Regions from separate parts of the Homo sapiens genome. Here region 2 is linked to region 1. The links are chromatin loops, found by intact Hi-C in ENCODE. Cell type or tissue: heart left ventricle. All regions are shown on one strand. Each heading gives the region's core, and the rest is flanking DNA. Links, peaks and the distances in the headings are about the cores only. Region 1 overlaps ADGRA1 (adhesion G protein-coupled receptor A1). Region 2 holds the start of CFAP46 (cilia and flagella associated protein 46).

Region 1 (5,360 bases), core at 195-5,194:
TGTGTATGTGTGTGCCTGTGTGTGTGATGGGTGCCAGTGTGTGTGTGGTATGTGTGTTCCAGTGTGTGAGAGTGGGGGGGCATGTACGTGTGGAAGTGTCATGCAAGCATACGTGTGTGCACGTGTGAGCATGCGCGTGGTGTAAGGAGAGGCGCAGCATGGAGGCAGAGGCAGTGCTGCTCACCTGAGCCCAGGGACACAGTGTTGGTCTCAGAAGGGCTGCCCTGGGTGGCACCTGGGCCCAGGACCTTTTCGCTCAGGCTGTGATGGTGCCACTGCAACCGGTGAGAGGTGTGCAGCATCAGCCATGGCGGGAACAGAGCCGTGGCAGGACCACACCTGCAGTCTGCGTCCTCGCCCCGTTTCCCCGTGTCCCAGCGTGTGCTGATTCCGACCATCAGCTCCAACCAGCAGCGGGCTAGTGTGCCAGGAGGGATCACAGAGCCGGCAGCACTCAGGCTGGGCACGGGGCCGAGGGGCTAATGGGCGAGGGGCTGGGCAGGGTCAGCTGCAGGTGCCCCCTCTACTGCGAAGCTCCACCTGCACCACAGGCCTGTTTCTTGTCTCTTTCTTCTTTTCTTTCCTTTCCTTTTAAAAATACTTTCTAGATTTAATCATTTTTGAGTGTGCAGTGGAACATTTAGGAAGATGCCAGACACACCAGCACCGCCCAGGAACCTGCTGTCTTGGCCGGACACACCAGCACAGCCAGGAAACTGTGGTCACGACCCGCGGGGCAGAAGCGAGAACCTTGGGGCCGGCCCCACCCCTGGCCGTGCCTCCCTGGCCTGGCCCTGGGGCCTCCTTGTCTTTCCTCCCGGTTCACCAGCCAGGCACACGCATCCCCAGGCACACGCGTCCCCAGGCACACGCGTCCCCAGGCACACGCGTCCCCAGGCTGCACTGGCTTCGAGCTGTGTGTTCCTGGAGTTGTTGTCTCACCTGGTTTCATAGCAGATTTCTCTGATTTCTTTCCCTGCACGTGTTTCTTTAAGGCCCATCCTGTAACCGTCGGTAGCTGGGGCTCCCCATGTCCATGGCTGCACGGGACCCGCTTCTGGCGAGACCACGGGGCTTTATCCCTTTATCCCTCCTGCCGACTGTGGCACGTTGGTCTCCGAGGGCTCAGGTGGTCTGCAGGCTCGTCCCACCCATGCGGGGCTCAGCTCTAAGCCTGCTAACTCCTCACAAGCCCATCCCTGGCAGGGGCCCCGCGAGTCCCTCTGCGCCCGTCCCTCTGCGCCCGTCTGTGAGCATTGCTGGCTGCGCCGTCCTCTCTTGCCTCTGTGAAGCGTGTGCAGGTCTCTTCCGCTCTCTTCTGGGCCGCCCACTCTTCCTCACTGACGGGCAGGAGCCTGTGTTTGTTCCTCACATCAGCCCGAGCGGCAGAGACTTTCCCTTTCGCTGAGTCAGCTTTGGAACCCAAAGTCTGTGATACTGGGGTGCCTCGTGCTTCTAGGGATGGTTTAAGGTACCCGTCCTCATGCCACATCCACACCATGTCTCCTCCACGAGGCTCCCCAGTCACCCCCTGTGAGCAGCAGCACGCCCGTCCTGTAACTGTGTGTAGCTGGGGTTCACCGCACAGCTGGGGCCGCACCGCCTTCCCGTGGCTGCTGTGGCCACGGTGAAAGCTCAGTGGCCTAAAGCAACTCAGGGGGATCATCCGACAGTCGAGAGGCCGTAAGGTCCGAAATGGGCCCCGCTGGGCCGACGTCGAGTTGTGGGGAGGACTGCCTCCCTCCCCCCCCCCGGCACCTTCTGGGGCTGCCTCGGCCACCGTCACTCCTGGGCTTGGGGCCTCCTCCACCCTGAAAGCCAGCAGCCCTGCGTCCTCTCTCCACTGGGATCTCTGCCCTCCCTTTTAAGAGGACGCCGGTGATGTCAGTACAGCCAAACAACCCAGGGCAGTCTCCACCATTCACCGCCACTCACTTAACCCCATGTGCAAGGTCCCTCTTGACGCGTGAGGTGAAACCTTCACTGGTTTCAGGGAAGAGAACGTGGATGTCTGGGGGTGTTACTCAGCCGACATAGGACCGAGCTCTTGTTCTCCTGTGCGATGCTCATCTACCTGCCCCGGCACTGATGGCCGCTCCTCCCTCACTTGGCACTGGGTCACGTGGTGATGCACTCAGGGCTGGTCCCAGGCTCTGCACCCTCCCCGGCCAGCCCACCCTCTTGGGCTCTGCACCCTCCCCGGCCAGGCCACCCTCTTGGGCTCTGCACCCTCCCCGGCTCTGCAACCTCCCCGGCCAAGCCACCCTCTTGGGCTCTGCACCCTCCCCGGCTCTGCACCCTCCCTGGCCAGGCCACCTTCCCCGGGCTCTGAGCAATGTGCTCTGCCGTGAGTCAGCTCCCGCTTTGCCCCTCCGGACACCTCTGGGTCGGGTTCATAGCTCCCAAGGGGAAGCTGTTAGGATTTCACCGAGATTCAGATCCGCCCTCCCTTTCTAGAAACCTTCCCCCAAAGGCAGTGGTTGGCCTGACTCGCGGAAATCACGTAACCCGGAGATGTCCCAGCGAGTGGCCCTGGCGTGCGAGCCGCTGCCCCAACGCTGGGCACCTGGGCACAGAGGGGTGGGGTGGCCATTCCCCGACGCCCAGAGTCTGCCTGGGGCTTAGACGGGATTCGACGTAACAGAAGATGACGCTTGAGTGACAGATTCGTCAGCGCCCAGAGGAGGAGGACAAGCTGGACCCCTACCCTGGTTGGGGCTTGGAGCCATAGGAGAGGGTGTTCCCAGCTGCCAGACGGGCGGGAACAACTCCCCGGACACCGGTGGGCCGAGGCTGTTGCGAGGGGCCCACGTCAGGCGGTGGATGGTGGATGCTGGACCCAGCGGAGCACCCCCTTCCCCCGGCCCCGGCCCCGGCCCCGGCCCCGCGCCTGCACGTCCACGGCGGTGACTGCCCAGCGGCGGCGGCGAGAAAAGCGGCGGCCTCCCGCGCCCTCTGCCGGCTCACCGGGAAGGAGCCCGGAGCCGGTGGTGCGCCGTGGGTCCGTCCTGCACCACTCCTGTGTGCTGTGGGTCCATCCTGGACACTTCTGCGTCCCCTGGGCCCCTCTATCTCCCTGTCTTATCGTCTACTTTGCCGGGCATCCGTGTAGCCGCTGTAGCTCTCTTAATCTCACAGTTGGCACTGCATGGCCTTTTCCATCCAGTTACTTTCAACCTACTTGTGTCTTATACTCAAAGTGTTTCTATTCTAGTCACCATGTTCCAGAAGCTTACTATCTATTCTGACAACCTCTGCCTTTGGATCGGAGCTTTTAGCTTGTTAAAATTAATTGGAATTTTGATCTGGTTGGATTTAGTCTACATTTTACTGTTTGTTTTCCGTTTTTACCACTTTAAGTGATTGTTTTGCTCTTTGGAATTCTTCCATTTCTCCTTTACTTCCTTCTTTTGGATTATTTTAATATTTTTAAAAAATTTGTTTTAATGTTTTTGTTTGTTTGTTTGTTTGAGACGGAGTCTCGTTCTGTCGCCCAGGCTGGAGTGCAGTGGCGCGATCTCGGCTCACTGCAAACCCCGCCTCCTGGGTTCACGCCATTCTCCTGTCTCAGCCTCCCGAGTAGCTGGGACTACAGGCGCCCGCCACCACGCCCGGCTAATTTTTTTTTTTGTATTTTTTAGTACAGACGGGGTTTCACTGTGTTAGCCAGGATGGTCTCGGTCTCCTGACCTCGTGATCTGCCCACCTCAGCCTCTCAAAGAGCAGGGATTACAGGCGTGAGCCACCGTGCCCTGCCTAGTTTTTACCTAGTTTCTTATGGTTGCTCTAATGGATTAAAATCCGCAACCTTTCCACAGCCTATGTAGAGTAAAATTGTTCTCTTCATATAACATATTTACAGAAAACTTGAGACTATATAGGACCGTTTCCTGCCTCCCACCTTTCCTCCTGCAGATGCTGGGCAGAGCACCATCCCCAGTGCCCTCCACAAGGCACTGCTAAAGTTCTCTCTTTAAACAGTCATTGAAAGAGGGAGGAAATTAAGAAGGGGGAGACAAATCTTTTCTATTTATCCTTCAGCGTTTCTGGTGTTTCTCCTTCCTTCCGCACAGTCCAAGTCCCCCCAAGCAGCCCAGGGGCTTCCTGCTGTTCTGGTGAAGTCCGCAGCACGGACCCTCGGCCCAAGGCCCACCGTGCAGGTCTGGTTGGGGTTTTCCACAGGTGCGGTGCCTGCAGGAGTGTCTACTCTCCCTCCACCCTGAAGAATTTCATCTAACATGTCCTGAAGTACAGGTCGATACACGGAAAATGCTGTTAGTTTTATTTTTATCAGAAAGTATCTTTATTTCATCTTTATTCTTGAAGGATATCTTCTTGGGATATAGAGTCTGGGAAGCACAGGTTTCCTAGGGAGTCCCTGAGAACTACCAGACACAGGCCACCCCCTCCCACCACTGCACCTTGGAGCCCACTGAACGTGTGGGGCAGGGGTCTGTGGCCAACCCAGGTGTTCGCAGGAGCCGGGGAGACAGCGTCCATGGGGGATGGTCTCTGAGCCGGCCCCTAGGTCACCCATGCTCCGTAGGGGTGGCAGCCAGGGGTTGTCTCATGGGTCCGGGTGGGGGCTGGAGGCGGTGAGCAAGTGCACCCGGTCCGGGACACGCTGCATCCCGCTTGGATCCCTGGGCGCCCTCAGCACCGTTGCCAGGCCCTGCAGAGGGGAAGGTCAGCCCCTGCCCTGGGCTCGGGCTGTGCCTGTCAGGATGAGACTCTGCCCCTCCAAGGCGGGGTTCCTCGGTCTGACAGGGAGCAGATACTTCGGCCCTCCGACCTTCTTCCCCTGAGGCTGAGCGGGGCCTTAAAACTGTTTAAAACGGGGCACTGCTGGTCACTGGCCACGCACTACCCGCGGGGAGGGGCCATGACCTGGGGACCCGGTGGGACGCACAGCTCCCTGTGTGACCCCACGCTGCCCCGGGGAGCAGTCCCGCCTGTAGCCAGGGGCTCCCTGCAGTTGCAGAGAAGTCCGCAGCCAACGGAGCTCTCCCGGGGCCCACCCGTGAAAGGACCTGGTCAGGGCCCTCTCCAGGCGCAGAGGCCCGCGGGAGGCCAGCGAGGCCGGCACTGGCTGCTCGGTCAGTGGTCGGGGGTCGGGGGTCGGGGGTCGGGGTTCTTGGTCTCCTCCTGCTCCGCCCGCACCCGCTGCTCTCCCTTGCCCCGCGGAGTGGGGGAGGGACAGCGCTGACCCCGGAGGATGCAGGCGGCGTCTGCAAGGGGGTCAACGCCTTCCTCCCCGGCAGGTTTTACCTCGTCAGCGGAGGGGTCCCCTTTATCATCTGTGGGGTCACGGCTGCCACGAACATCAGGAATTACGGGACAGAGGACGAGGACACGGCGTA
Region 2 (5,360 bases), core at 192-5,191, 180 kb before region 1:
AACGTCTACTGCGTTACCATTTTAAGAACTAAGATTGTAAAACCGTGAGCCAGGCTGCGTGGGGCAGGATCATATCTGCTTTGCTGGGAGTCTAAACACAGTATCTTGTTCTGTTGTCATAACCTCATAACCAGGGCACGGCAAATGTCATCTACAGATTTTGGAAACGACCTTCGGACAAGACACACAGAAACTTGTGACTGTGGGAGAGAACGCACATGGAGTGTGCCCCAGTGATGTGGAACTCCCGTCCCCCCCCCGGAGAAGGGGTGGTGGCCTCAGAGCCAGAGGGCGGCCCACCGGGAGGCCACAGAGGGCACGGCGAGCTCAACTCACAGCATCAGCTCAGCACGCCACTCCTTGTCTTCCTCCTCAGTCTGACTCAGCACGTTTATGATTTGGGAAAGGCTGGGGATCAGATGGTGACGATATCCAGGCTTGAGGAACGGCCTCACCATCTGCCAGTAGAGGACTGATGCATTGTACACCAAAAAGTAGTACCTGCGGCGCGAGCAGAGGAAGCAGAGAGCACGCTCAAAGCCCAGCCGGCCCAAGCTGCAGAACCAAGGGGCCGCTGTGTCTCCGGAGCCCCTCCCAGGAGGGGCCTCAGGTCCTCTCCAGCAGATGGCAGCAGCCCCACCTGAGAAGCTTTGGCCCAGCCTGCAGGAGCACCAGGATGCAGAGCCCTTCCCTGGGACAGCCTTGGGCGACCCTGCGTCCGACGTGCCATGGCTCCAGCGCAGGCCCGGCTGTGATGACCCGGCCACAGGCTCCCGAGTCCAGACCAGGGCCTTCTTCATCAATTATTCCACAAACTGATCGGCCCCCTCCCATGAAAATACACCACTGGGCAAGGCCTCCTCTGACTCTCAAGGGATAGACAAGAATGGGCAAGGACAGAGGGAATCAAGGAAGGCTTCCTGGAGGAGGTTACATGCCTGCTGTGACCTGAAAGATGTCAGGAGGCAGCCAAGACAGTAGTAGAGGAAAAGAAGGTCAGGAAGATGGAGGAGAAGGGAGGAACCTTTGGGAAACAAAGTTCCCGTCTGCCAGCATAGAGTGTGAAGTGGAGGAGGGTGGGCTGGAAGAGTGAGCAGAGACCCCTCTCAGGGGTCTGGGCCTCTCCCTGGGCAGCAGGGAGCATTGCAGGGACTGAAGTAAGGGAATCCGGGCCCATCTGCCCTTCTCACTCTAGGGCCACTCCACAGTGGGGCAGGCCAGCTCTGCCATGTAGGGCCTGTGTGCCTTGTGGTCCTGGGCCGGCCACCAGGTGGACCAGCACTGCTCAATGCCCAGGTGGGAGGAGGACACCAGGGTGGCTGTGGCAAGCCCACTCCTCTGAGTTTACTCAGAGCCACCACGTGACCCTAGGACAGGACTCATCCTGTTTCCAGGTTTTCAGGAGAGGAGCGGAGGTGCGGGGTGTCCTGACCAGACGGTCACGCCTGCTTGAGTCAGAGGGGTCATCATGGGACTCCAGCGGCCTGCTGCGTCTCCCTGAGTGCTGCGTCTCCCTGAGTGCTGCGTCTCGAAAGGAACCCGTCTCCTCCCTGTAAGTGGCTCTCCCCAAATTCCCACTGTGGCCTCCACATGCCCGTGGTTGGGCTCACAGTCTCCTGTCCCACTGACACTGCCCTGGACAAGCCAGCGCTGCCCTCTCTCTCCACACAACCTGGACCCTTCCCAAAGATGGTCCTGACCTCTGGCAAGGCTCTGTCACCCCCTGACCCGTCCACAGTGCCCCTGAGGGCCCTGGAGCAGAGCAGCCTCCTTCCCATGGTACCCACCACTCCCGCGTCACAGCACCCTTGGAAATACCCCTTGTCTTTAGAATCTGTGGCTTGAGGTGGGGCCTCCCCGTCCCTGTCCCCATGCAGAGAGGATCTGTGGGGCTGGGCCCTACATCCCCAGCACTTGCAACAGGGTGTGACCAGAGAAGGCCACCAGCAGACAAGCAGGCCGATGTGGGTAGAACAGACCAGGGAACCCACAGCTTCTATTTAAATATCCTCCAAACATTGTATCCTATTTGAATATGTGATATATGTTCAAGCAAATATGCTTGAAACTGTCAAGCTTGCACAAAACTGATTTGAATAGGATATGAATCAGTTTTGTGCAAGCTTAACAGTTTGAAGCATGATATTTGTTTTTGTGCAGAAAGCACTGATTTTGTAGAAAGTGCTGGAGTCGCCTCCGCAGGGACAGCGGCCTTGGCCAAGTTGTCCGCTAGGGAGCAGCAAAGGCACGCTGGGCCGAAGAAGGAACCGTGGGGAAGGAGAAGGCGCCCTGGGGGTGCGCCCGGGGAGGCCCTGGAGAAAACAGACTCTTTTTTTTTTTTTATTGATACAGAGTCTCGCTGTCATCCAGGCTGGAGTGCAGTGGCGTGATCTGGGCTCACTGCAACCTCCGCCTCCCGAGTTCAAGTGATTCTCCTGCCTCAGCCTCCCCAGCAGTTGGGATTACAGGCATGTGCCACCACGCCCGGCAGAAAACAGACTCTTCACAGCCATCTAAAATCACGAAAACCGCCGAGTGCAAAAGAGGCTGTTACTCGGAATTCGGCATGAATGTGGCCTGTCCACACGCTGACGAGATGAGGGAGTGATCACACGTGCATGAAAATCACAGACCACAAACGAGGGGAAACCCCACAGTTCAAATAAATACACCCACTTGATAAGTTCTGGCTCTGAAGTCTTTCACCCAGTCAGTGAGAAACGGCCACTTCAATTTTGCCTACCTCGGTTCTCCTTTGGCAAAGTTTATGGCCTTCATGTACTCAGTCACGCAATTTTCAAATTCCTCCTAAGGCAACATAAAGAAGCACAATTAGACCGAAATACTGACCCCTGCTCACTGCCCCATCTGCGGATGCCACGGCTCCCTCACGGTTGGCCTGGTACCCCCTGTGTGTCACCTGTGTATCCACAGGTGACGGTGTGGCAGACACAGCCTGAGTGTCGTGGCGAGGTCCTGGACCTGCACCCGGGTTCCCGTCCCGCAGACACAGCGAGGCAGCAGAAACCGCAGTGCCTGTGCTCCAGCACGCCCGCCCCACCCCAGCTCCCCTGTGCCCACTCGGGGCAGCTGCAGGCGCAGATGCCACAGAGACCACGCTGCTACGAGGCAAAGGTCCAGGGGTCCTGTGTGTCAGATATCACCACTTGAGCAAAAAGCATGGACAGGAAATGGTGCAAGTTTCGTGTCACTCTGGAAAGGAATTCCTTCACTCTACTACCCTAAGAACGATTTTAAGCCTGGTCTAGCCTGGCATTGCTCTGGAGATGGGGTGAAAATTGAACTGTTGGGGATAAGGGGCACAGGACGCCTCTCACCAGGTTTTCTGCCGACTTCGGGGCACACATCTGGGCCCTGCACAGGTGCGCTCGGCCCAGAAACTGGGTGATGGGCGCCTTCACCTTGAAGTACATTTGGATGCAGTCCTCGCTCACCTCTGGCTGCCTCATCTGCAAGAGAACACCACCACAGAAGATCACAGACCCGGAGGGGTGGCCTCCCTGCCCAGAAGCACCACGGGCCCGCTTTCAGAACAGGCCCCCAGCACAGGTGGAGCCTGTTTCCAGCCCCATCCTCCATCCTGGCCCCTTGACTGCCCGGCCAGGAGCTGCCTCTCCCCAGCCCCACTCTGCATCCGCTGCACACCCAGAGGCCCTCCCTCTCCCTGTCAAAGCTGCCCTGACCGAGGATCCCGGGAACTAGTTACCTTCAGGGCCTGCTCTGCACACAGAACAAACAGGTCTGGGCTGAAGCTCTCTGAGGGGTCAAACTCCGATTTCCCTAGGTTGGCCGATTTGATCAACTCGTAGGCCTTCTTCAAGGACGCAGCATCTGTCCCAAACGGGTGGTTGAGGAAGGTTTGGTCACTGGGCTGGGAGAAGTGAGCCGGGCAACGCCATCCCGAAGGCCCCAGGCAGCCGCCTTGGGCCCCCGGGCCACAGCCACCGTCAGAACCTGTCGCCGCCAGGGAGCAGCGGTGTGGGCGCCTTCCTGTACGTTTGCTCTGGTCAGACGATCGGGAGGTGGGGGCTCCGGCTGTGGCCCTCGAGGGATCACCCATTGGGCGGGCTGGGATGAGAGGGTCCGGGGCCTCCCCGGGGCGGGGGTCGTGGCGGGTCCCGGGGCCTCCCCGGGGCGGGGGTCGTGGCGGGCCTGGGGTCACCTTGCTGGCTCTCGGCGCGGGCCAGCTCCTGCGTGATGACCAGGTCCATGGCGCCGGCGCCCTGCTCGTCCGCTCTCTCCGGGGTCCGCGGTGCGTCCTGCCGCCCACTGTCGGTTGGGTTCTCCAGCCGCGAGGACCCGGCCACGGTTGCCTGGAGACCGAAAGGGACGCGGACGCGGGGCTACGGGTCGGCGGCGGGGCCACACTTCGGGGAAGGCGAACAACGCCGCGCCCCCGCCCTGCCCCCCGCCAGCTCCGCGGGAGTGAGACACCAGGGCAGCGACCCCCGGCGAGGGGCGGGAAGAAGAAAGGGGAGGGAAGGCGGCGTGGGGGGACGCCGGGGGCTCCGCGCGGGCCTCCTCTCCCCGCTCAGGGCTCCTGTGTGCCCGGGTTCTGGTCCTGACCCCGGGCTCACCCTCCACCTTCCCCGGGAACTTCCGACTGCGTCCTTCGCGCCTGCGCTCGTCGGCTCATTCATTCATTCATTCATTCATTCATTCATTCATTCATTCATCCATTCAGTCAGTCAGTCAGTCAGTCAGTCAGTCATTCCTTCATTCTTTCGTTCTTTCATTCATTCCGTCATTACTTTAACAGGCGGTGATTTGCCCCTGCCACGGTGCTGGAAGTGCAGCGGGCACAGAAAGTCGCGCAGTGGAAATGCGGGCTGCGGGCGTGGATGGGGCCGCCGGGTCTGGGGACGAGCTAAGACCTGGCAGCAGGGGGTGGCCGAGGCGGGAGGAGCAGACGCAGAGCCCCGGCCCCCACGGAGAGGGTAGCAGCGCAGCCACCTGCCCCCCGGGGCTCCCCACCTCCCAGCCGGGGCTGCTTTCCGGCCGGGGTCCGGACGGCGCCTACGACCGACCCGAATTGGAGGCTTGGCGGGGCGCGCAGCCCCCGCGCGGGGAAGCCGGAGCCACTGAAGGACTTGGGTCGGCCTGGGGAGGGGAGGGCCCGGGACTCACCCCGGGGTGGGCACACTAGGGGAGCTCTAGGGGAGGCCCACCTGGGGTAGGCCCACCTGGGAGAGGACCCCCTGGGAGAGGCCCACCCACGAGAGTCCCACGTGGGAGAGTGGAATTCCACCCGGGAGAGGCCCACCTGGGAGAGGACCCCCTGAGAGAGGACCGCCTGGGAGAGGCCCACCTGGGAGAGTGGAATTCCACCCGGGAGAGGC

Evidence for each region. Peaks named below come from ENCODE experiments on the same cell type or tissue, not always from the same donor. Only the 100,000 strongest peaks of a DNase experiment are listed, where the experiment ranks them.
Region 2: a loop joins it to region 1, with 8 times the contacts of the local background. A loop is called at or near these places in 53 of 110 quality-filtered maps.

Annotation. Positions count from the first base shown.
Region 1 is chr10:133,121,972-133,127,331 of GRCh38, forward strand. ADGRA1 (adhesion G protein-coupled receptor A1) reads left to right here. Exons shown (of 7, transcript NM_001083909.3): 6 at 5,262-5,360. Among named protein-coding and RNA genes, the nearest start is that of KNDC1, 36 kb to the right of the region's middle. RefSeq lists an enhancer at 4,841-5,360. In heart left ventricle, for the core only: a CTCF peak has its summit at 2,971 (motif pointing left); DNase peaks (open chromatin) are centred at 1,250, 2,910 and 4,770; H3K27me3 peaks cover 3,663 bases.
Region 2 is chr10:132,938,253-132,943,612 of GRCh38, forward strand. CFAP46 (cilia and flagella associated protein 46) reads right to left here and starts at 4,318. Exons shown (of 58, transcript NM_001200049.3): 1 at 4,184-4,318; 2 at 3,728-3,852; 3 at 3,339-3,470; 4 at 2,744-2,808; 5 at 337-501. The coding sequence starts at 4,232. It overlaps LOC105378572 (a long non-coding RNA gene), which reads left to right and starts at 5,115. Exons shown (of 3, transcript XR_007062348.1): 1 at 5,115-5,360. RefSeq lists enhancers at 1-108, 109-834, 3,631-4,214, 4,215-4,798. In heart left ventricle, for the core only: CTCF peaks have their summits at 610 (motif pointing right) and 2,233 (motif pointing right); DNase peaks (open chromatin) are centred at 599, 2,259, 4,329, 4,999 and 1 weaker place; H3K4me3 peaks cover 1,281 bases; H3K27me3 peaks cover 2,645 bases.